Linked DNA regions of Mus musculus: regions 1, 2 and 4 are each linked to region 3. Evidence: chromatin loops called from intact Hi-C (ENCODE). Cell type or tissue: heart. All regions are shown on one strand.

What was found. Peaks named below come from ENCODE experiments on the same cell type or tissue, not always from the same donor. Only the 100,000 strongest peaks of a DNase experiment are listed, where the experiment ranks them.
Region 1: it touches region 3 in a loop (2.3-fold over the local background); 1 of 42 quality-filtered maps calls a loop at or near these places.
Region 2: a loop joins it to region 3, with 2.5 times the contacts of the local background. A loop is called at or near these places in 1 of 42 quality-filtered maps.
Region 4: a loop joins it to region 3, with 2.0 times the contacts of the local background. A loop is called at or near these places in 1 of 42 quality-filtered maps.

What each region holds. Positions count from the first base shown.
Region 1 is chr9:35,505,469-35,510,468 of GRCm38, forward strand. Cdon (cell adhesion molecule-related/down-regulated by oncogenes) reads left to right here. Exons shown (of 19, transcript NM_021339.2): 19 at 1-2,184. Gm1113 (predicted gene 1113) reads right to left here. Exons shown (of 12, transcript NM_001378295.1): 9 at 4,377-4,499; 10 at 4,095-4,119; 11 at 3,933-3,985; 12 at 3,754-3,851. The coding sequence ends at 3,754. Among named protein-coding and RNA genes, the nearest start is that of Gm1113, 10 kb to the right of the region's middle. In heart, no CTCF peak of the experiment used is centred here; a DNase peak (open chromatin) is centred at 2,953; H3K27ac peaks cover 1,637 bases.
Region 2 is chr9:35,196,981-35,201,980 of GRCm38, forward strand. Tirap (toll-interleukin 1 receptor (TIR) domain-containing adaptor protein) reads right to left here and starts at 2,985. Exons shown (of 7, transcript NM_054096.2): 1 at 2,877-2,985; 2 at 2,231-2,339. In heart, a CTCF peak has its summit at 3,018 (motif pointing right); a DNase peak (open chromatin) is centred at 3,001; H3K4me3 peaks cover 1,704 bases; H3K27ac peaks cover 1,846 bases.
Region 3 is chr9:35,422,687-35,427,686 of GRCm38, forward strand. It overlaps a transcript of Cdon not described here. Among named protein-coding and RNA genes, the nearest start is that of Cdon, 27 kb to the right of the region's middle. In heart, a CTCF peak has its summit at 2,331; no DNase peak of the experiment used is centred here; H3K4me3 peaks cover 1,704 bases; H3K27ac peaks cover 768 bases.
Region 4 is chr9:35,338,481-35,343,480 of GRCm38, forward strand. No RefSeq gene overlaps it. Among named protein-coding and RNA genes, the nearest start is that of Gm33974, 23 kb to the left of the region's middle. In heart, no CTCF peak of the experiment used is centred here; DNase peaks (open chromatin) are centred at 2,491 and 4,141; H3K27ac peaks cover 2,626 bases.

The DNA of each region.
Region 1 (5,000 bases), 83 kb after region 3:
ACACTTCCCTGCTCAAGATTCTACCATCTCGGGAACATGTTGTCATGGGACTCAGACCTTGAACACAGAGATGGATAGGCCTTTGGAAAACAGTATCCAAACCAAAGCAGAATGCCGGGAAAGGCTTAGTTTGAAGAAAGGGTTTGAGGGCATTTTTGGATAGTTTTTCTGGTCGCTGTCATTATGAACAGTAACTGAGGCTTCAGTCAGCAGGATCCATGCAAGCAGTTACTGGTCTCTGAGTGACAAGGACATCGCGGCTGCCTTTGGAAGGCTTTTCATACAAACGTGTGAAATAGAAACCCCAGGTGCTACAAATGCATTTCAGTAACTTGAACCAGGCCCTGATGGATCACAGATCTGCTTTTGAATGGTGTATCCCTTGGGGGGGGGGGGGCGCGGGGGGGGGGGACAACAAAATTATTCTCTTTATGTGGAATCAGACAATTCCAGGATACATTTTGTTTTCATTTCCCACAAATTGCAGTGAAAGAGAATAAGATACTGTACTAATCAACTTTATATACATTTGTCAGTATTCCCTTACATATGTCTGTATCTTTTATAAATAGAACTGTTTGTGGAAATGTACTGTTTCAGCAGGGGCCACTACGCAAGCGTTCCTTCTGAAAAATGCAGTAAATAGAATTCCATAGCTGGGTAGCGGGCTGCTGTAGAAGCGAGTTCTATGATCCTGGGGTTCATGGCCATAGTATAAGAGATATGCAGTTAGTTTTGGAGGTAGTTTGTAGCCTTACATCTTGACTTGCAAAGTACGGTGTAGAGACCTACTGTGTGCTTTGCCAGTTGAGTTGAAACAAAGTTGTCTCAGAGTCGGGGTTTTGGAAAGCGGGAAACAAATGTCTGTGGGCAGTCAGTTGTTCACTGTAACTCATGAAACAGGTATGCTGGCTCGAGCCTTAGGTCAGAACTGCTTTTAAAGATTGAATTTGACATGGGGCTTGCCCATGAGGAAGATGAAATTCCTTTACCTTTAGGGCAATCTCATTGTGGACTGCTTTATTTATGATTAGTAACGCTGTTTTAAGTGTTAACCCTTTTATTGTATTTTATTTATAAAAATGGCTTTATATATTGAGATATATAAATATAAATATAAATCTATATAATTGCCTTTATATTTAGGAGTTTGAGTTCTCCTTATTGTGAGTTTCTGTGAACTTTTGTGCCCTGCACAGTCACCAGAAATGGTCCTAGTAAGTGTCACTTCCCCAGGAATCAAGAGGACATAGGAAAATGTGGGGGAGGGGTCACCAGTCATTCCAAAATGGAATGGTGCGCATTTGTGGAGAAACGATTGTTTATTAGCCCCCTGTTTTCTCATCTGACCTCCACAACAAATAGAGTAGGCATGGAATTCCCGGCCGACAAGTGAGCTAGAGCCTGCTCTGGAGCCTACTCTACCTGACCCATCACCACGCCCCCTTTACCTGCTTTCTGGAAGTGTTATGGTTCACTCTCCGTGGAACCAGTCCAGAACGTGTGCTGTTGTCCACCCCTGCTGCAGCTGGTGGGGCTTCCCTCTGTCCACCCGCATCTCAGACTGGCAGAGCTCTTTACCAAGTACTTCATGTTCGGGAATCTCTCCTTGATACTCTACCCTTACCCTCACCCAATCCCACCCTTTCCTAACCTCATGAAGATTTAACCATCAACTGGCCCACTGACCATGAAGCTGGTAGGGGCTCTTCGTGGTTCGGGAGAGCCTTTGTTCAGCATTAAGCTTCCCTAGTCCTAGTAAATCATGTCTCCTTTTCCTGGTTTTGTTCACCAATTATGTGACTGGCTCTGGTGACGGGTGCTGTACAGGGTACAGGTTAATTGTGTCATTCTAAACTGTTGAGGTGATCTCATTGTTAAACGGTTCTTGCTGGGTTCTCTTTGTACAGTTGTTACTCCAGGCTGATCACGTCACATCTCTGCGTCAGCTCCAGCACTACCGAGAGACTGTTCGGAACTGTCCTTTCTTTACCTGTATTGCTCGCTCTTACAGCATTGGCCCTGCGATGCATGCCTTGTGCTATATTGAAAAAATATGTTTTATTTTCCTTAAAGTTGTGCTGTTATGTGTGAAGTTGTACATACTCTAAGTGATGTAGTTTTGACAGGTTTTATTTGGTTGGCATGATTTTATATTAAAAGAGAATGCTGCTTTCACGTGCAGTCGCCTGTGAAGAGGGATACATACATACACACACATACACACACACACACACACCCCTGGGGACACAGAGTGGCTTGTGACTGAGAGTATATAAATGTCCTATTTGGAAATGTTCCAGAACCTCTGCCTTGTTGTTCTACAAAGGCCCTGTGAACACCCAAGGGCCCAGCCACCTCTCCCTTATCGTGACTCCCAATTCTGGGAGGGAGCAAGACTACAGCAGGTGTCTACTAGGGAGTCTGAGGGACCCTAACAGGAGCTTAGCTGAGATAGAGGATGGGAGAGAAGTGAGGAGAGAGATTCTTCTTTCCCATAGTGTCTGTTACCACAACCTCAGGATCCGTGGAATGTGAGCACCAGGATGGAATATAGCACCTCCACAGAAACTTGCTTTATTTCCCTGAATAGTGGAAGTCAGTTATCTTCCCTGACCAGAAAATCAACAGAATCCTTTCAGTCAGGTGTGGCCATTTTGTATTTCATTTCTCATAGTCAAATAAGCCGCTTTTAACTCTCAGGCCCCATCCTGAGAGCTACGAGGAAAGCTGAAACCCTTTTCTAATAAGGCCTAAGTGTGTGAGAACCAAAGAAGCTTCTTAGGTTTCTCCCCGTTTTCTGTCTCCTGTCAGGCGCCACTTTCTGTACTGCTGGCAGATCAGCCCCTGCTTGGCTCTGTCCTCCCTCCGCAGAGCAGCCCTGACTTTTCCCCCCTCTCAGCCAAACAAGCGCTCACTTGTGCCTCGCCCAGATTTCAGACTCACACTGGCAGCTGTCAGAGTGTGATTTTGGAACAGCCTCTGCTCTCTGTCAGCCAGCTCCCCCAGGCCTGGTGACTGGAGTGTTGCTGAATACCTCTGCTGGCACAGATTGCAGGAGTCTGGCCGCTGCGTGGTCAGTGACGCCCCTAAGCTGATTTGAACAAAGGGAACACATACCTAGGCACCTGGCTCTTCTTGCCAATAAAGCTTGACCCAAGCAACCATCTCAGAAGTTGTTATTGAAAGAGCTGTGCTAGACATTAGCTACAATTGAGTTAGGGATTACTCAACCCAGTGCTTTTGTTCTCTCTCTCTCTCTCTCTCTCTCTCTCTCTCTCTCTCTCTCTCTCTCTCTCTCTCTCTCAAGAGCTCAGCTCTTAGTTCCCTGGTATCAGAGAATATTCCCTGTACCATTTTCAATTGCTCTCAGATGCTCAGATGCCTTCCATGTTGTCTCCAGTTGTGGATTTTCCTCTTATCTGCCACAAACTGCGCCAGGGCTCCTTTTATCACGTGGAACACTGTAAGTGGGCCGTGGACCACTTCTCGAGCCTGGATAGTGAGTTGGAAGTAATTGATCTTTGAGTGTTGGATGGGGAAGAGAGAGTTGCTTCCTTAGTTTGTTTTTTGGGTTTTTGGTTTTGGTTTTGTTTTGTTTTTTGTTTTTCGAGACAGGGTTTCTCTGTGAAGCCCTTGAACTCAGAAATCTGCTTGCCTCTGCCTCCCGAGTGCTGGGATTAAAGGCATGTGCCACCACACCCGGCTGCCTCCTTCTACCTGCCTTCCTCGGCCCATTGCACCATTATTGTCCTATGGTGTTGCAGTCACTGTGATGGTGACATTTACTGGAGCATCAATGGATTCTTGTATAGGGTCTGAACTTGAGGTGGTAGATGCTGTTTCAGTGCCTAGAAAGAGCACAAGTGGACAGGGAAGAGCAAGGAAACCAGCAGAGGACTCGTGTAGTCATTGGCACAAATGGTGCCTACCTGCTGGGGCCTCGATGCTTTCCCTGGAGGCCCTCTGTTGCTGTTCGTGCTCCCTGAGGTGGGTAAGAGAGAGAGAGAAATGTTACGGGCATCTACACCTTCCTAGCTTTCCTTTCTAATTAAGAAAAGTCTGGACCCCATAAAGAAAAGTGGCACACTCACATAGGAACAAGCAGCCGACTCAGGCCTGGGGGAAAAAAAATGAAAGAACATTACTTGACCAATGCAGTGTGGACCACAGGAAAATGGCCCTCCCCTTCCTAGTGGGTTCCGTACAGAGCCTCAGGAGCCTAAGGGGAATGGCCCCAGTGCCTAAGGTTGGCTGGTCTTGATCCTCAAAGGATGACGTCACAGCATAGGAAGAGTCTAGATTCTCCTTCAGGTGTGTCTACACCTGGCCACCCTATGGGGTCAAACAGCCCATCCTTTCAGATGCCCACTCACAGGGGAAAGTGTGTGGGTGCCGGGCAGCATACTGGAACACCAACAAAGAGGTCGCCAATGCCACCACGACTCCTGTGCCTGCAGCTCCTAGTACAGCTGGGTAGGCACTGAAGGCAGGGTCCACTAGGAGGTGAGAGCATGGATGGTATTAACTATCCCATCAATGAACTTGGGCAAGAGAGACTCACAGGGTACAGAGATGGTGCTCTGTGCCTCCTAAAGGTTCTGCTGCCTGTCATAGAGGACCCTGGGAATGTGCAGTTCAGCTCTTTCCCATGGGAAGAGGTGTTCTGGTTGCCTTGTGCTGATGGTTGCATCCCCAGCCAAATTCCCATTTCTGGTAGAAGATATATAAGGATACTACTTATTTTGGCATCTTGGGGCTGAAGGAACTAGACCATAAAATAAGGAATAGAGGGAGCAACAGGAAGCTGAGCCCTCCTATTCCCTGAGATATGACTGAGGCACAGAATGGGTTCTTCATAAACCCTCAGCATCCAGTCCTTTCTCCAGTTTCTTCTGAATGAAACTGGATTAGGGGTCTGCTCCTATGCCTGGGGCCTCCTGAGCTGCCCTAGGAGAGTCAGGAAAGAGCAATATGAAAGGACAAAGAGGATGCATACA
Region 2 (5,000 bases), 230 kb before region 3:
TCTGGGTATTGTGGCACATGCCTGTAATCCTAACATTTGAGAGCTTGCGGAAGGGGAGCTGTGAGTTCCTCAAAGGCATTAAAATAGAAACACTTCATTGTATTTTAGTCATAGAGAAACATATCCTACCAACCAAAGAGAAGTCATAGCAAACTTAACGTTGCCATATTTCTCAAATTGGCTCTTGGAATGCTTAAATTTCTTAGTTCAAAAACACTGCCTTTGTTCTGAAAATATCTATAACTACATAATGTATTTATATACTATGCTCCTAATACACTTTCTAAAAGGCCTTGTGGGGAAAAGGTTGAAGAAAGTGCCTAGGATCTTGAGGCCAGCCTCTGACCTGCACACTACCGGAGTCAAAAGGATTTATTGGAGCTGGGCAGTGATGGCACACACCTTTAATCCCAGCACTTAGGAGGCAGAGGCAGGCAGATTTCTGAGTTTGAGGCCAGCGTGGTCTACAGAGTGAGTTCCAGGACAGCCAGGGCTACACAGAGAAACCCTGTCTTGGAAAACCAAAAAAAAAAAAAAAAAAAAAAAAGGATTTACTGTAAAGCAACAACAGCAGTGTAGGCAGAATGACTGCCAGGGAAGGGGAAGCCAACAACAGAAAACCAATGTCACTAAACAGACCTGCAGCCATGCAATCCTCTGCCTTCAATAATGGTGATGGTGACACTGAAGTCAGTAGAAAAGGTTTGTTTTACCCCAGGCTTGTTACAGCTCCTTAGATAGCTGAGGATGACATTGAACGTCTTCTGAGCTTTCTGCCTCCACCTGAGGTGCTGGGATTATTGGCAAGGGCTACCAAGCCCAGTTTTAGGCCATGCTGGCCATCCAACCCAAGGCTCTGTGCAGGTAAGCGTTCTATCTACTGAGCTAGCTATACCACCAGCCCGGAAAGGTGCTCTTTGCAGTCCATAGTATTAGGTCAACTTAAGTAGTGTTGTGGGGAAAATTAATCTCAATCTTGCATCTCAAACCATGAAAATTACATTTTAAATGGATAGGAGAGTTATCTGTCACCAGCAATAAAGATCTTATAGGAAAATATATGACCTAGTTTCTGACTTTGGAGTAGACAAAGCAAAATACAAATTGCTTTCTGAGACATGGTCTCATTCTGTAGAGGCTGGCCTAGAACTCAGTATGTAGGCCAGGGTGGTCTCAAACTCACAACAATCGCCCTGAGTGCTGAGACACAGGTTCAAGAACCATTATGTCTTGGGGGCGGGGGTGGGAAGGGGAGAAATCAAATGTGATACAGTCTGTAGGAGGGGAAATGATAAATTGGAAAATATTAACGTGAAGACTTTTGCTCCAAAGATACCATTAGGAGAGTAAGGAGACTCTACTGGGACAGGGAAAACATTTAAAAACGTGTATCTAACAACCGTCCAAATCCCAAATATTTCAAGAACTCTATAAACTGCTAAGAGACACACAGTTGGGGAGTAGACCTGAATAGTCATTTCACAGAGAGGATATTCAAATGACCAACAGACCAAAAGATGCTCGGTTTACCGGGCCTCAGAAAAATGCAAATTGAAACCTCCGGGCTTCAAAGCTGTGTAGTCAGCAGAACGGCTACAGAGAGAAGGCCGCTGGCTGGAGCGTGATGGGGACATGGAAGAATGGGAGCACACAGAATGTGCTGCTGGGAGTGACTGCCGTAACTTCTGTGCTTGCTTGCTTTGTTTTGAGATAGGGTTTGATAGCCCAGGCTGGCCCTGAACTTACCTCTTCTCACCTCCACCAGCGTGCTGGGATCACAGGTGTCTGCTGTGATAGCCAGCAAGCACAGTTTTTATTTTTAGCTTAGAAAATGTTCGTTTCTGTGCATGGATGTTTTGCCTGTGTGTGTGTGTGTGTGTCTATATATCACTTTCATGCCATGTGCCTGTAGAGGCCAGAGAGGGCATTGGGTCATCCGGAACCAGAGTTTGTGACAGAGATGTTTGTGAGCCACTATGTGGGTGAGGAGATTCAACTAGGGTCCTCTGAAACAGCAGCCAGTGCTCTTAACCACCGAGCCTCTGCTCTGGCCCCAAACACAACTGTTTTAGAAAGCTACTGCACACTATCAAACTGAGCAAAGGTACAAAAGTCACACAAACTCAAAACAGGCCAAAGCTGAAAACAACCATGTTCAGTAAATCGGATGACCAGTCCACAGTCCACCTTTTCGACATGATGTTATACATCAAGCAGCATATGTACGTACATAGACTTACTGTTCTGGATGCAGGTTACACAAGAAAGCCTGTGAAAAGTGGCTTGGTAGGACTCGGGATCTGTGTTTCGGTATGCTGGTTGATATTGTTTCTTAAAGTCTGAAAACAAAGCAAGGCTTCCTCTGAGTCATTCCTGGGTAGGTCTGTCCGATGGAGAACTCCCTACTTCCTTCTCTAGTTGCGCTTCTCGGGTTTCTGGTTTACCTGCCAGCCAGTGTCTGACCTAAGGACCGAACTGTTCCTACTCCCCTAGTCCCTCTGGTACTTGGCACTGTAGTAATCCCTGGTGGATGCCCGTTAAATGACCGTGATAGCAACGCCCAGTGGGTTCTTAACTTTAAATAAAGTGACACTAATGCAGAACTTTGCCACAAAGTCAAGCCCAGAGGGGCCAGGTTATGACAGGGCAGAGACTTCAGGGAGCTAGGGAGAGCCACTTGATGTGGCCGGACTGCTTGAAGCCCAGCCGGACTAACAGCTCCATGCTGGCATCGGTGCCACAGAAAGGTGGCGGCTTTCGGGGGAGTGCTGGACCCCAGATTGGAAGGGGCGGATCAGGGGAGCGTTGTCCCGGGGAAAGGGCTGACTCGGCAGGGCCCGTCCGCCCACCGCCCCGCGTCCCCGCCGCCCGCTCACCTACGCGGCTCCACGCTGCGGGTTGCAGACTCGTCCGGGAAGTGCCCGCGCCCCGGCTCCCGGAAGCTCCTCGGCCACGGCCCTCCCGCCCGCACTAGCCACTCTCCTGCCCACACCCGCCGGCCGGACCCTAGGGGGCGCTCGCCAGTCCGCGTCGCTCAAGATTCCCAGCTGCCTGGTTACGACCCGAGGCTGAACCCAGACACCCGAGCTCCCTGAGGCTGCCGTGAAGCCCTGAGCCGCGGTTTGTCTTGTGTGAGGGCAAAGGGACGAGGAGAAAACTCCAGAAAGGGAGGTGCAGACCTTACCTTCTTTCGCACGGTTGGGGAAAATGAGACTTTCATCCCCTTAAGTAAGGTAGGTTAAGTGGACAAAGAAGCCGGCTAGCCCCTGGGAGGTCCGTTCTTTTACTGGGATATGGGTCCCATTAAGGTTGCTGCCCACAGGCTGGAATCAGTCTGGCCAAAAGTGCTGGCCTTCAGGGCAGGGATTTCCTAATGGCATTTCAACTGCATTTCCAAGGGTACCAAAATAACTGCAAAAAAAGGGTGGCTGGGCAAAGTGTTGGTAAGCCCTGATGAAATATTTAAGTCCTCTGCCTCCACTTCTTAGAGTTCCTGCTGTGAGCTTTGTGAAACGCCAAGGGAATATTGTTATTAAAACACCAACCTAAAACCAACTCACATGAAATACTGCAGGTGGCAGGAGTAGAATGGGCTGGTGTAAGGCCTTATTAGCCCACTCTTGATTTCTTTTTCTCTCCAGCCAAGCCAACCTGTAACTTGTTCAGAGGGAGGCAGTTGATGCCGTGGCGCTGTTCATGAATGATCTTTCTAGGTTTACTCATCAAAATTACATTCTCTGGATGCTGGTGTTGTGAGAGATGAATATTCATAAGAATTCCTGGAAAGCAATTGTGTCTGCAAAGGCTGACTTACTGATTAGAACTGCAGTGAGTTGGAGAGATAGGAATATTGCCTGTCCGGAGGCTCAGCTAGCTCTAAACCCCACGGATCGGCCAGCCATACCTTGAGCAGATCCCTAGCTGCCCAACCCGAAAGCTATCATCAGATAACACCTGAGTCCTACAGCAAAGGTCTCCCCAGCCCCAGTCTTGCTGTACTGCCTCTGCGATGTGCCCGACAATGTATTTTAAACTTGGCTTGATTTATGACTTTGTTCTGTAACAATTTAAAACGTTGTGAAGCTCCTTCCACACTGAAACATGCAGTTTAGGATAACCTAAATCTATATTCCTGGGACGTGGTCACTCAGGTATGGCTCAAGAATAAACCATTTCTTTTTTTTTTTTTTTTTTTTTTTAGCATATCTAAACCCTTTTTTTTTTAAAAGATTTTATTTATTTATTTATTTATTTATTTATTTATGTAAGCACACTGTCGCTGTCTTCAGACACTCCAGAAGAGGGAGTCAGATTTCGTTACGGATGGTTGTGAGCCACCATGTGGTTGCTGGGATTTGAACTCTGGACCTTCAGAAGAGCAGTCGGGTGCTCTTACCCACTGAGCCATCTCACCAGCCCCGAATAAACCATTTCTTATCCTGTTAGGGATAAAAGCTTTTGGGAAAGAGCTGTCTCACACCCACCCTCCACCCCAACCCCCAGCAGCTGGACACCCAGCAGTTGCTCACACTTGGTGGATGGCTCCTTGGCGAGGACATCTCTGCTTCTCCCTTTGGCCTCTGCCCAGCTGTGCTTGTGAAAACTGCCTCTCTTCCAGCCAGGTTCATTTTTGCATCCTGTAAGGAAAGATTTCCTCCCCAATAGCCTAGGCTAGCTTCAAACTTGTAATTAAAATGAATGAATTTTTTTTTCATCTTCCTGCCTCTAAGTTCTGGGATTAAAGGCTTGGGCCACTCTACCTGGCCAAGAAACTGAGGCTGGAGTACCTGCCCACCCAGAGGACCTGAGTTGATGCCCAGCACCCATATCCAGTGGCTCACAGTTGTATGTAACTCCAGCTTGAGGGAAGGACTCCCTTGTCATCTGCCCCCACCCCCAGCATACACGCACAAATGAAATAAAGATTTTACACATTATTATTGCATGTGTGTAGGTCAGAGGGCAGCTTTTGGGAGTTGGTTCTCTTCTACCTTGTTGAG
Region 3 (5,000 bases):
TTTGTCTCAGGCCAATGCCAGGAATGATGAAAGAGGCTGAGTTAATTCAGAGCCCATTCCTCACTGATACTATACCCCTCCAATTCCCAGTAGACATTTAGCAGAGCTCAAGGACTGTAGTCACAAGGAGGTGGGTAGGTGGCTGGAGAAGAGGTGCCTTAATTTTAATATAATTCTAGACATTCTCTTACTTTCTAAATAACTCTAACTTTCCAGTCTCTTTTTAGATGAAAATGTGAGCTATAGATGGTTGAACTTTTAGGATAAGATGAAGGAAAACCTTCAGAAAAATATCAAATTAGTGTTAAACTCGAAATAGCACCTTAGAGAGGCACTGAATACTGTAGTCTCTGTTATGCACATGTTGAAGTAAACTGCCACATACTTTTAGTTATATGAGAAGGATGGAGAAAACCTGTTTCATTTTGTAAAGACGTGCCTTGGGTGTGTGTTTGGCAGTGTGCAAAGGAGAAACATTTATATTTCTATAAAACACACAAATGTATATTGTTTAACTTTCTTGCAAAAACTCGGATACAGTATTTGGAAAATCTTTCTTTGAATGGTTTAATCACCCAGCAAAATCAATTGCTGGAGGTGCTGCGCTATTGTTTGTGTAGTAACTCACTAGGGATGCTTTGATTGACTGCTGTGGTTCCCATCAGCCTCTGCTGTGCAAAGTACTTAAACAGTACTGACTTTCAAGCAGGAAGTACAAAGAACCGGAGGATCTGACATACACGAATCTAGCTTGTGTAGGTTGCTTCCTGCATCTCCCTTACCTCTGGCGGATTTTGCAGGTGGCTTGACTTTTTGTGGGAGGCTTTAAGTTCACTTTAAGATAGGACCTCCCCTATCCTCAGGGCATATATAAAGAGCAGTGCCCAGGGATAGAAACTTGTGTCATAGGGTGGTGCTCCACAGGATCAGGTAAAGTGTAGTAGCTGCTTCTTATGCTCCCCTCTTGTTTTCCCACTTTGTGTGTGCACTCTCGTGGCTCTCTAGACAGCCCCTTTCTGTTTTTCTTTTTAATGGCAGTAGGATTTTTGTTCTTTGGGGTGGTTTCTTTGGAGAACAAGTAGACTAAAATTTGATGACTGTTTCTAAGTAAAATACTAGGGAAGTGATGTCAGGAATTAAACGATATCTTTGTGAAATCAAAAATATAAAGGGTAATGAGTTAGAAAATTTGTTTTAACGTGTGTTATTAGTTAACATCATGTGATCAGCATCTCTACTATGTAGAATTATAGCTAGGACAGTACAGTTACCTACCAGATAGTCATTCTTTAGCTTAATGACATTAATACTTAATAAAAACCAATTCAAATAGGAATTTGAACTCTAACTGTACTTCTTTGAAAGAGTTGTTTTTAATATCCGGCTATTTTATTTGTTTATTTATTTATTTATTTATGACTGATGCTTTTTTCAAGAGATTTTTTTTTACTCACCTAGATTGAATTAGAAAATGTTACATTGTTTTTATTTACACTTTTATATTGTATCCAAACTTTTGTTGTGTAGGTGGCCTGCATCCACTATGCACAGGAGGGGAGGGCTGTAATTGTTTACTGTTAAAATTAAGGGACTGGGCACAAGAATATACTTAACGTCACTTTTAAATACTGGAATCCTGGGTTACATTGAAATGAAAAGCTGTGGGTTTTTTATTGTTGTTGTTTTTAAATCCTTCAAGTTTTCTCTCATTGTTTGGGCACTCTCCCTCCATTGTCAGGCTTAAAACATACAGTATCATTGTCATCTGTCCCTTGAATAATGGTCCTGAGGTGATATTATTAATGTGGCTTTTTAAAATCAAACTAATTATACTTGCCTAAAAGAGCCACATGTGTGTGATTCTAGCTGCCTGGTGCCTTTTGAGAGCCCTGGAGACAAGCTAGTGAATAGAGCTGAAAATTCATGCTGTATTTGATTAAATGGAACAGACTCGCTGCTCCTTACCCCAGCAGGGGCTGTGAGATCTCTTGATCCCCGAAGCGGCTCCTAGACCCTGGGAATTCCATTAGCGAGCACCTGAGGAATTTCTGCCCTGCAGTGCCTTTTTTGTATGTGTGTATGTGTATGCGTGGAGAGGGAGCAGCACTGAGTAGTGAATGGGAGGGGGAGTAGAGGGGGCGGAGAGCAGGCTGCATTAGAAGGCTCCATATGTTAGCAGATCTAAAATCAAGGCATGACTTAACAGCTTATCTTGTAAGAGAAAAGCCCAACCCAAAGGCAGACTGCTAGTGGGGACTTTATTACAGGCAGGGCTGTGGTGGTGTGCTTTAGCACTGAAGCGAACCCTAGTGTAAGCACAGAGAGGCGCTGCTTTCTGCTCTCCTTCTAAGTTCAAGCGTATACATATTTGCAGCCTTGGTAAGTTTTTTTTGACTGCTCTTTGGATGAATATGTGAAAGGGTATTACAGTGTGCTTTTGCCTGTAAGGGCTGGTGTATTGTGTAATAATTTAAAATTTGAGAGCAAAGTCAGGCTTTTAATGGCAAGTCAATTGCCTGTGCAGAAATGAAATGCTTGTTTGAATGGGCATATTTTAGTTTATAGCTTTGTTTCCATATGATCTTGTTATGCTTCTTCTTCTTATAGAGTTTAAAGTCATTTCGTCTCTCATTTCTGTTAGCATTTAAAACGATTCTGTTGGCTTTCTAGTATTTTGAGCCATTCCGACTTGCCAGCAGCCCCAAGTAAATGAAAATAGAATTTCCAGAACCATTCTGGAGCAGATTTGTGGAGAAGCTTTGGTGTATCTCCTTCTGCCCGCCTCTTGCTCTGCCCTCCATATACTTTGGGAACGACTTTTTTTCAGCTTCCTAGCCCAGTTCCTTTTTTGTGTACTTTTCACAGAGGACTGGTTTGGAGTTTGTGGGTAGTATCGTTAATTGATTCTCATCTTCTGGGAATGTGAATCACAGAGTGAACAGTTTTCAGCTCATTTTGAATGTGGGGGCATGCTTGATGGCTGCTGAGATATGTTTTATTGCTATCTAAAATCGTGTAGATAGTGCTGTTCTTTTCTTCCCGTTCCCATGTAGCCCTGTACCAGGTTCTTACAATACCACATGTTTAGAATATCAAGAATCCCCCCTTTGAGAACATGTTTACTTCTTTTCCTCTGTCACCCCGGACATGCCTTTTAAGAAGTAGATTAAACTCTGAAGTCAGCGCCTGTTTGCCTTCACGGTTTAGTTGCTGTATAATATATTTTGATAGCCAGGGATAATTAAAAAACAGACAAACAAAACACCATTATAGAACATTTTGTTCTGCTGTATATGAGTTGGAATATGAGTAGGCGCTTTCAATTCTTGAATGTCAAGGATGTGCCGTTGAATAGAGAAAATGAGTGTGTAAGCTGCTTACGTTATTGAACTTAGGTTACACATTCTGCTCCTTTCCTTGCTGGAAGCTGTGGAGTTGATCTTATTTTTATGGTACTGTAATAGAAATTGAATTAAGGGGTTGACATGGAACTTGCTTTTCAGCTACTCCTCTTATTGTTTATGTGAGCTTAGGCAATGGTCTTGACCTAGCCTTAGATCCTTTATCTGTAAAATGGGGATTAAGTGGATAGGATATCTTCCCTCAGTGGGATTAAATGAGTAAAGGAAAGTAAAACATTCGGCAGATAGTAAAACTTCTATAAATGTTAGCTGCTGTCATTTTTATAGATTCCTCCAGCGCCTGTTTGTGTGTTACTTTGGTCCAAAAATGATTCCTTTCAAGTTCTAAATAAGGAGGAAGTCTTGTAAGTTTGTAACAATGTGTCCCGTGTAATTGCTACAACCTCATCTGTTAAATAGTTCTTCAACTTCCACTTGAGACGTAGAAAGCAGGTGGAAACAATGTGTGGAGCTTTTTCCAATCTAGGCAGAGGTGTGCCCAAGGGTACACTCCTGTGTGCAGCAGGTAGCCAAATGAAGTTAGGTAAGTACATTAGGTAAGCACTGTCCCATCTCTAGCGCTCCAGTTGCATTCAGTTGTCTAGGGAGTTCTTCCTCAGCCTTCCTCTCCCCCTGCAGCCAACAGCTGTGCTGCTGATCAGTTTTGCCATAGGGTCAATTTGCCTGTACTTGAACTTGGTGAAAGAGTCATACAGTGGCTGCATTTCTGAACGAGTCTTTATCCCTGTGCAGTTTACCCATGCTGTTGTGTGCAGTACTTATTCATGTGTTTCAAATTGTTATAGTCTTTTGTGTGTTTTGAAATTTATTTTATTGGCACCTGGGGTATATGGTCACTGGCAGAAAAAAAAAAAAAGAAGAAAAATAGCTTTAGAAAAAAAAAAAAACCAAAAAACCATGACTTTTTTTTTTTTTTAATAAATGTAACACTGAGTTGGAGGTAACTCAGTTACCTTTGTTTCTAATTCCATATACCAAATCCTCTGATACTACATTCATTTTCTTTTCTTTCTTTCTTTCTTTTTCTATTTTCCTGGAGGTGAAGGAAGGAGCTTCAAGATAGAGAAGGGAGTATATGAGCTAGGGTATGGTTTTCCTGTTTAGGATGAAGTTCCTTGATCAATACTTAGAATTTAGCAGAAATAACCAACTCAACTATAGGGTCCTGCTCGTTGGGTTGGAAATGTAACAGCAGAATGTTTACACACACAGATGTGACTCTGTGTGCAGAGACTGCTTTTTGATTTAAAAGAAAGTCTATCAAAAATTGAGGGGAGTAGAGCTAAGATGCTCTGCCCCGGGAGACGTTGAAGAACAGGGCCACACAGTTCTGTTGTGGAGAAGAGTTCTATCCAGTCTGAACAATCTCCGTACGTTGAGACTCTGTTTATGCTCGTTGAAATTCCTTAATATGGGGAATGAAATTTATCTCACAAGCAGTAAAACAAAAAAGCAAAGTAGCAGCAATGGATATGAAGGGTTTTGTTTGTTTGTTTGTTTGTTTTGTTTTGTTTTTGTTTTTCTCCAAAACTTGTTGGGGACCTGTTGTTGAGGGAGCCGTTTGTACTATGTTATTAG
Region 4 (5,000 bases), 84 kb before region 3:
AGACAGTGCAGCCACAAACAAAGGTTCCTTAACTCCATCTTCCCTCAGGAAAAATGCTCAAATATCGTGGGGGTAACTTCATTTTTAGAAGCCCTCTGCATCTCGAGTCAGCTCCTTGATAAACATTGTAAAGAAGGAAGTGCATATCTGATGGGGAAATAGCCAGTATGACCTTTACTATAGCCAGCTTTGTTCTCTTCCTCCTGGAAATCGGGGGTGGGGTGGGAGGAGGAGGAGAAGGAGGAGGGAGAGAAAGAGAGAGAGAGAGAGAGAGAGAGAGAGAGAACGAATATTTAGGGAGAATGTGGAGGTTACAAGGAAATTATCAAATAGTTGCAAGTTCCAGGGTCAAAGGCACAGGCACAACCAGCTGTAAGTTGGTTCAAGGACGCACGGCCAGAAGAAGACTATAGATTCATGTATATTCCCATACTGGCTCCAAGAAGAGATAGCTAGTCAAAGCTCGGGACTCCCAGGCACGCTCCCATCTGGAAGACAGAAGTGTATCTTGCAACAAAGCTCCATCTGCCCGCCAGATGAACAGTACCTGTAAAAACTTCCCACATCAAGCCTTGTGGGATTAATGCCTCTCCCAGAGCCTGCTGGGAAAATCATCCCAAGACTGTACTTTCCAAAAGACCCAGAGACTCCTTTGGGACAGGGAATGGGGAATCTGATGCTGTCTACAGATATCCTGGAAAGGTCAGAGGGAACAAGGTAGGCAAGTCTGGAATAAAAGCAATTCACACACATGCCAGTAGATATTGTTTAAGTGTTTAGTATTAATAACAACCTCCAAACACTTGCCAGGGCCTCTAGTATGCCAGACCTTGAACAGATACAACTTCGTCTCTTCTTACTACTCGGCAGAGTATGGACTCCTCATTTGACAGAGGAAGGAACTGCAGGTCCCAGAGGGTATGTTTTCAATGATCACAGGGCTGCCACCAAGCCTGCCACTTCACATCCGAGTGAAACAAAGCAACCTTCTAGATATCAGCGATGAATAAAGGGAAGCAGGCCTCCAAGAGAACAAGCAAGCATTAGATTCCGTCCTGGTTCCTGGAACTGGGCTGATGAGGACAGAAAAGCTCAGCGTGCAGACTTGCTGCAAGCACCACGAATATCTTTTTTAATAAGCACGCCAAAGCTTGACTTTCCAAAAATGCATGCCATGCTTTTGAAAGCGGGGCCCCTTGGAAAGCTGTGTTCTCTCAGAGCTGCTCCTTGGCAATGGCCTTCAGGGCTTGAAGCACATTCCTTTGAAAAATCTTCAGTTGTAGCAAATCTTTCTTTTCATCCTCCAAGGCAGAGCTGATTGTTGGGCCAGGTTCCAGGAGTCATTGCAGATTTGGGTGAGTCATCAAATTGAGTTGTCTTCTTTGGGGTCCAGATGAGGTATGACCCTAAGGCAAAGGCACGGTGAGAAACACCATGGGATACTTGGGACTGAGTTGAGAGATGAGCCCAAGAGCCCTGGAGCAACTGAAATGATGAGACCCTGCAGGGTGAGGTGAGGAAGGCCATGCGCAAGATCTAAGGGTTCTTCATGGGGAGAGACTCGATCAAACTCAATCAGGGCATAAGTGAAAACACACATGGTCCCATAAAGTGGCCTGGGAAGGATGCCACATTAATAAAAGGGAAAAACGTAGAAGAATGTGTGAGTGAGAGGGGAGCTGTTAAGAAAATGCAAGTGCCTATAAACTCCATGCTGCAGCCCCCACCCCAACACCAGCCCCAGCCACGGCTCCAACTTGTTTTCATTAGGACTTGAGAAAAGCGTTAAGGAAACCAGTTTGCTCTGGAGGGTGCAGAGGATGTCTGGTATTCGTTGACCATCCAGATCAGTGCCAGGCTACTCCCCTCCACATGTCTCCATGTTAGACTGCCACTGAGCTATGGTCCTCATTGGACAGTCCATTCTCCTGCCTCACAAGAGAAGAGACTAGAGTGGACTTGGTGGCAGCAAGGACCAGGATTCCTACTTTGGGCCATTTGGAAACATGGTTGCTGTAATAGGCGTCATTTCCCCCTATATATCCTTAGATTGGCCTTGAGTTCCAACTGTAGCCGGAGGGTTAGCTCTGAGGTGGGACTTTGTGATAGTCACTAAGACTCCTGTCGGTAACCCAGGAATCTGTAGCATTACCTCCTAAAGGTTCTGAAAACCCAGCTGTGTTTCTACCCCTGGGCCTGGCTGACGTGTGAAAACAGAGGCTCTTGGTCCCCTGGGGCCCTTTCCAATGGGAGAGAGAAGTTTGGCTTTATGTTATGAGACTGCTGAAACTCGTTCACCCCCCAGCTGCTGGTGCTCTGGTTAGATGAAGACCCGGCTAAGCATCTTTGCTAAGGAATCTATGCTGAGGCTCAAGGAACAGGAAGCAGCTGAATGGCCCCCAGTTAATACTGCAATCTGAACAACCCTAAAAGAGGGCTCAGCTGGGGACCTGACAGGGTCTGCATTGTTCAGCCGACAGCTGAGAGCAGCTGCAGGACTCCCCTGGGTCTCTTTGGGCACTGGGGATTGTGACTAACCTTCAGCCCAGGCCTCCAGACTTCCGGAAGAGATCAGCCAAGTGCCAGTCTGTCTGGAGTGTAACTGACTTGGGCAATAATCACTGGCTAGTGACAGTCAAGGACATAGGACTTTGGGAGCTCATCTTGTTTCCTACAGGAAGTCCCAATGACATGATATTGAAGGCTGGGAGAGGGGAGCCAGAATGGAGGCGCATGTTTAGGTGGAGACAAGGCACCGGCCTCTTCTGAGGAGCTGGCTAAGGGGTCCTCCCTTCCTGCATCAGCTCCAGATGCTGTTGATTGTACAACAGCAAACCGCTGCCCACTGAGTTGGAAAACTGTCTCTTCCCAAGGGGAAACTGAATCAGAGGATCAAGGTTTGGAGCAAGAAGTGACTCTGAAGATCACCCAGTTTAGCAGCCTCAAACCTTTCATCACTTATAATGAATGAGAAAGTGAAGGCTCAGAGAAACTAGGTTGCCGCAGTAACACAGTGAGCGAGGGGTCAAGCAGGACCCTAAAGTGTAGTCTCCTGGACCATAACTCCGGACTTTTTCCACCACAACTGACTCGTATCCAAAAGTACTCATTTGCCTCTCACTTTACATCTCATTTGCATATGGATCACTTCCGGCTGAAATGTATTTATTCTTAACTGACTCATTTTTGCTCTGTGGCCTGTCAAACAGAGTAGACCACTCACTCAGTCACACCTCTTCTTAGTAGCAGGCCCAGAACTTAAAATCTAGGTCTCCAGACTTGAAGACAGTTGTCAGTCCTAGCTACATGAGGCTGCTCAGTTCAGCTTTCTCTAGAGGCTGACATGGAAGGAAAGGACGAAGGGCAAGCATGGGGTAATATAGCGTGAGCTGACATATTTTCATTTACTAAATGGGGCTAAAAAGTTTGTAACATTCTTGGGAGAAATAGGGAATGTAAAAGTGCTTTGCATCATAAAGAATGAGGTGGGCAAATCTTGGCTGTTACAGTTGTTGGGGGTATAAAAGGATAGGCTGGGTTTGGAGGCTGGGATATGTTATGGTGGAGACTCTGCTGGGAAATTTAATATTGGACAAATCTCTACTTCCTCTCTGATGTGTTCACATTTTACAGTGGGAATGGAGTGAAGCAGGTTGAAACCCAAGACCAAGGTTGGACGCTCAGCTTCATGGTGAAGAGACTTCGATGAGGATTTCCAGTCTCTGGTTTAGCCTTTCCTGGAGGGTGCCCCTTATAGCACAAGTAAAATTTGCTATTGTGTCAACTGAACGATGTCCCTCAGAAGTGTCTATGGGAGAAGGAACAGGAAGGAGAAGGGAAAAAGAGTAGAGGATTGTCAGCCGTAAGACTCACATCCTTCAACCAAAGCCACTTGCATAGGGACAATGAGCCTCACAGTATTTATTCTCTTGGAGTCCTGAGAGTACTGCTCTCCTGACTTTGAGCTCCAGGCTTGCAAGGTTGTGCCTCAGACACTGGTGTAGAGGGTGCAGTCTGAGGTATCTAGAGGAAGAAGGGTTTAGGGAAGGAGGCCTTTGTTGTGATCCAGCCCAGAGCAGCAGCATTTCATAGGTAAGAACCCTGCTGTGCAGGCTGAGGTCATTTCTGGCAGGGCTCAGCACTCAGTGCAGACGCCAGCAGGTCTGTTTTAATATCTGCAGCAGCCACATTCCTAAGCAGGGTGGGTAAAGCCTTCTGGACAAGACTGCTTTCCATCAGAAATCATGCCAATTCACCCAGATCAGATATTTTAGAGAGAGTTGTATTTCTTTTTCTTTTTTTTTTTAAAGGAGGAAAATAAAAATTCAAAGAATGACTAAATGCGGTAAGCAGGGGGCAGGGACTTGGGGTCACAAATGAAAACAGGACAAAGATACAGACAGACAGCTCTAAGAAAGAGCCCTATTTTGGAACTAGCTGCTTAGACCTTTCTTGGGCTGGGTGAGTTTTCTTACTATCATCTGTTCATCCATCTATCTGCTCATCCATTCACTCAGGGAGACTTCTATTTTATGTGCCACATGCTGTGCTAAGAACACAAAGAACGTGTATTGGCTACTCATCTTTGTGTAATAAATATAGTGCACACGTGTGCACGCATCTGTGTGGGTGTCTGTGTGTGTGTGTGTGCGTGTACGTGTGTGTGTGTGTGTGTGTGCACTGAATGCAGGCCTTGCATATTCTATTACTGAGCTTATTTTTCTGAAACAGCTTCTTATTATGCAGCCCAGGTTAGTCTCCAGCCTACAACTCTCATGAGCTTAGCAATTCACCAGTATGCCCTGCTTAACACGTAGTGTTTTAAACCACACTCAGATATTATCAATTTCTGTGGCCCAGGAGTCTAGGTACAACTTAGCTAGGTCCTCTGCCTTAGGATTTCTCACAATGATCTAATCAAAGCTTTGCCCAGAGCTGCTGTCAATTCTAAGGCCTTACATGGAGAAAGACACACTTCTGAAGTCACTGGTTATCTGCAG